Regions from separate parts of the Homo sapiens genome. Here region 2 is linked to region 1. The links are chromatin loops, found by intact Hi-C in ENCODE. Cell type or tissue: dorsolateral prefrontal cortex. All regions are shown on one strand.

What was found. A loop is a pair of places that touch in the nucleus more often than their neighbours do. Peaks named below come from ENCODE experiments on the same cell type or tissue, not always from the same donor. Only the 100,000 strongest peaks of a DNase experiment are listed, where the experiment ranks them.
Region 2: it touches region 1 in a loop (14-fold over the local background); 1 of 110 quality-filtered maps calls a loop at or near these places.

The regions. Positions count from the first base shown.
Region 1 is chr2:7,405,205-7,407,704 of GRCh38, forward strand. No RefSeq gene overlaps it. Among named protein-coding and RNA genes, the nearest start is that of LINC01871, 320 kb to the right of the region's middle. In dorsolateral prefrontal cortex, no CTCF peak of the experiment used is centred here; a DNase peak (open chromatin) is centred at 1,312; H3K27ac peaks cover 2,053 bases.
Region 2 is chr2:7,291,378-7,293,877 of GRCh38, forward strand. No RefSeq gene overlaps it. Among named protein-coding and RNA genes, the nearest start is that of GRASLND, 370 kb to the left of the region's middle. In dorsolateral prefrontal cortex, no CTCF peak of the experiment used is centred here; a DNase peak (open chromatin) is centred at 980; H3K27ac peaks cover 2,001 bases.

The sequences.
Region 1 (2,500 bases):
CTGACTCTGCCACCCTCTCACTGAGTGATGCTGGACAAAGTGTTTTTTTTCCACTGGCCTCAGTTATCACATCTGTGGAATGGCCACAACAACCACCCCTAAACTACAGGGCTGCTGGGGGGATTCAGTGAGCTCTTTCATGTACGCCACTTTGAAGAATGGCTTGTACATGATAAATCCTATAAGCCTTTCTTAAATATATAAACAATAGATGTTCTAGTGAGGGAAACAAATGTATTTTATATAATTTTACTGTAATCAAACAGCAGGCGGGGAATTTCTCAAGTATTGCCTATGTTAAAGGAAAGATGAGCTGACAGGACAAATGAAAAGGAGACTATTTGGCATGCACCTGGGATGTCATCCCAAGCAGGTTGTGCCTGCAGTGCAGTACAACTGCATAACGGGGACCTAAGAGAGGGTTGGAGGGCTGCGCTAGAGAGGTGTGCAGGCTCATTAGCCGGTCCTGGTGGCACGCGCCTGTAATCCCAGTTACTCAGAAGGCTGAGGCAGGAGAATTGCTTGAACCGAGGAGGTAGAGGTTGCAGTGAGCTGAGACTGTGCCATTGCACTGCAGCCTGGGCGACAGAGTGAGACTCTGTCTCAAAAGAAAAACAGAAAAGATAGGAGGGCAGACTCTCCTGGCCACAATGAGAAATCAGACCCCTTTCTCCTCTTTCAATTATCTGACTCTTGTTTGGAATTTCTGCTCTAAAACTTGAAGTCTGAGGGGAAATGTTTGCTTGATTTGTGTTTCCTCTGAGATTGAATTTGACTGGAGATAATGCTGGCATACCCAAAAGCTGCATGTCTGCAAATATCTGCCAGTTCTATTCTTGAAAATTGACATATGTCCACATTCTACGGAGGGATGCTTTTGCGATCCAATTAGAAATAATGAAGCTCACAATATTACACAAGAAGTCAATTCCCAAGAGCTAACAGTGTCCCATACCTAGCACCGTGGCCCAGGGGAACCCAGAGAGCAACTCTCTTCCTCCAAATGGACATAACAAGCAGGTACTTCCAACACCAGCCGGCTTTGCTGCTCAATTTTCAGAGGATGCCTATCTGTGATAAAGGGGTGACTTCCACACTTGCTTCAACAAACCTACAGGTAGATTTAGAACAATGGCTTCTGTCTCACATAATTGTTCTTTAAACAAGTGCTTTCTTGATTGGAAAAGTGATGATTTTATTTCATTTTATTTTTAGAAAAAAAAAAGTCACTGAGCACTGGATGCCGAGGACAGCTGGAGTGCGTGGGATGTGGGACGCTATTTTTTCCTAGCTGCTTTGGAAACCAAGCAGATGGGTGGCTACTTGATGACATCAGGGGCCATGGATGGTGCATTCCAGCTGCTGACCACATGAACACGTTTACTATGGGCAAAGAAGAGAATTTCCCTCCTGCGCTCTGCTTCTCCCTTGGTCCCAGCTTCCTTAGATTGTTTTTCTGGGCTATTGAAATCATGTCTGCCTCCTTCTCTCTGAAATACACAGCCATGGAGAGTCTCCATGGGGAAAAGAATTTCCAAGTACTTTTTGTGAAACGTGCAAAGGGGCTTTGCAGGATTCAGGTAACTTGCTCAGAGCATGGAATTTCTAAATGAAGCAGTGCCGTCAACTTTCTCCCAAGTTGTGTAGATAAGACAAAGCAGTGCTCTCAGGAGAGCTTGGCTCACAGCAGAGGGTTGGAAGTGAGTTTCCTGCAATCACAGTGGGAAGGTCTGAGGTCTTCCTCCTAGCCGGAGACATTCGTCTGCTGTTGGAATGGAAACCAGTAATGAAAAGATAACACTGTATATGCATATTTGCACTTTACAGTTTGCAAAGAGCTCTATACTTTACACATGACAAATGTGATTTCAAATACTCTCAGCTAAACACCAACTACTGGGGCCTCTTGTGTTTGCAAGACAGCCAAGCCTTCAGACATAGGCTCAATATTTCATGGCTGATGAGATGTAAAATCCTCTCCTACGATAAAAGCGTCTGTGAATGTGTGAGTGACAAGCGGCATGGCGTCGTGAAACACGTGGGCTCCAGTCCTGGCTGTCCCAAGTCCCTCTCTGAGTGACAGTCTGCTCATCTGTTGAATGGGGATTATTCCCCGCATTGCCCACCTTACAGGGTTAGGTGGGGTCAGAAGAAAATCCATTTGAGAAACTGCCTTGGAAATTATAAAGTTTTATGTACATGTTACTAATATTACGAATAGTCTAAGGCTGACATACTCTCAGGAATATTATGATTCTACATAGAATCTTTATCAGACAATAAACCTAGACTTCCCAAAGACCTTACCTCTTTGTTAAAACAAGAACACTTTATATCACATCCTCTTTGGCATTTCCCTCAGAAAAGGCCTGGAACAAAACCATGTAGACCGAATTCGGTCTGTCTGGTGCTTTTGGCGTTGCATTTTTTTTTTCCTCCCTGCATTTCTCATTTAAGCTTGACAATATCCCTGTGAAGTAGGTAACACCTCTGAGACTTC
Region 2 (2,500 bases), 110 kb before region 1:
TGCATATAAATATTTAAATATTACATATAGATATGTACATAGTATTTTTTATATGGATGGCAGGTAGAATAGTAAATTCTGAAATACACTTTGGAGTGATTCTTGTATCTCGGTATTTTATCAGAGCTCCAATAAAGGATGGAGCCTTCTTCATGAAACAAATTATGTACAATTTGCTAAGAGGAAAAATAAGCACGCATTTAAAAAAAAATTCTCAAAGTATAAATAACAGATAAAAGGCAGCCTAGCTATGACTTCATTGTGCCTCAGTTTTCTCACTGAAAAAAATGGAGATAATGATGGTAACTACATGACAAGGTTGTTATGAGGAATAAGTGAGTTAATATTTATAAAGCTCTTAAAACATTGGCTGGTGACATCATTACATAACACGTGAAGTGAAAGTTGTGATTACAGCGTGAGTCTCCTGTTAGTTCCCAGTGGTCTTCATCGGGAGTCAATGGTGCCCGGATCTGGGATAGTACCCTGCTTCATGTCCTTTTTGGTCATCTTGTTTCTGTGCCTCATGCCTATGTGACATGCATCTTTATACCAGGCTGATGGGTTGCTTAAGGCTTCCACATATTTACAAAGTATTGTTAGTTTCTATCTGCAGCTGATTAGCTTGCAGCATTTAAAATAAAGAAAGATTCTACCTTAACTCACAGAGCTCTGAACCTGTATGTGCCATATCAACGCTTTTTGCTAATTTTGTTTTCTTTGCAAAATCCATGGAAAGAAGGAACCCAGGTGACCTACATTCATGAATGACTTCTACAAAAGCTCTCCCTTGGTGGAACTTTCCATAGGAAACATTTTTATGGACTTCAGTTTTTTTTAGGTATGAAAAACAATCTCTCCAGGGAACACTTACTACATCGCCCTGACACAGTTTTCTTCTGTAGTTGTTTCCAGTCTTTTCATTCCAAACATCTTTATGCTACAGCATCTGACGTTAGCTGCCCACGAGCCTGTCTTCAAGGGTGGTGGAGTGGGATGTTGTGGAGATTCATTCTGTTCTGCACAAAGGCTTGAAGAAAGAGGAAAACAAAACAAAAACTTGAGGCAAAAAATTCTAAATAGGTTTCATCTTCTTTATTGATTCCAGACGGCTGATGACGTAAGGGCGGTATTGAGAAGTGAGACTCCCTGGGCCTCTCTGAAAACAGTGCCCTGTTCCTGTAGCAATGTCTCCTACGGGTAGGGCTGGGGCTTGCAGGCACTCCTGTTATGCATTTGCAATCCTATTTCTAAGGGGTACAGGAGGTATAACTAAACTGAGAATATTAGAGGGAAGAAAAGACATGCCTGAATTTTCTACCAGAAAGTATATAAATATTTAAACAGCTCTCATAAGTTTGAGAAATGGCTGTAAAGAAACAAGAGGGAAACTTAAAAAGCTCCCCAATGAGGAGGACCCAGAATAGGCACTGGACCCAGTGAGGAAGACCCAGAATAGTCATTGTGTGAGAAATGCATGTATGGACATAGTCAGCATTTTGGAAAATAAGTGGAGATAGGGTGGCATGAGGATGAAAAGACACTCCAGCTACCTTACCCAATGATACAGAAGCCAACTTCAAATTGTAGTTGGTAGATTACCAACCACTGTAGCTGGTAGATTACCAACCAGCCAGTTGTATGTTTCTACTGAGCAGGAAAAACAATACACATCACTATTCCCAAATGCTTAATTTATTAAGTAATTTATTAAATCCTTATAGCATATAAGCTTCTGTAAGATGAGAAACAAAATGATACCCCAAAGAGAAAAATGTAAGTAAATATAATATAGCTGATAATTCAGCTTTCATCTATAAATAGGTATGATCAGTGTCTTCATCTATATGTAATGAATATTAGTTTTTTAAAAATGAAGAACTACATTACGGCATATAATGTCTGCCTCAGAATGGAGATATATGAGTTTTAGATGAGATTCTGAGCATCAGATACACTTGTGATAGTCTGTATTTTAATCAAGATGCCATATAAACACTTTTGAACATAAAGTTGTCTAATATTCATTATATGTCAAAAAATAGATGGGGCAATGTAATATCACATCTCACTGGGAATGAACACTGGAAAACTGAAGAGCAAATGCTTCATATACACATAAAATTCTTGGTTTAGAAACTACTTGACTTCCTTTATTTAAAAAAAATTTTAAGTAAAAATAATTTCAAACCTTTCCATTGGGCAACAGAACTGATGATTCACATACCCTGTTTTCGATGGAACACCCACATTTTTCAGTGGAGTGAATATCAAGAAGTTTTTCCTGCTGAAACGTGGTAACATAGTTTTGATGTCTGGTAGCTCTTCAAAGAGAAACCATCTAAATGCAAGGGTGTGTACTGCAGCAGAGTGGTTTTGTGTGCAACTTCTCAGAGGGCATGGACACAGGTGTCTGCATTTGGGCCAGGTGGCTCCACCCTTCCAGAGACAGCTGATTACCAAGGTTTGCACACACACAAATTTTTCTCTGTCAAGCTAA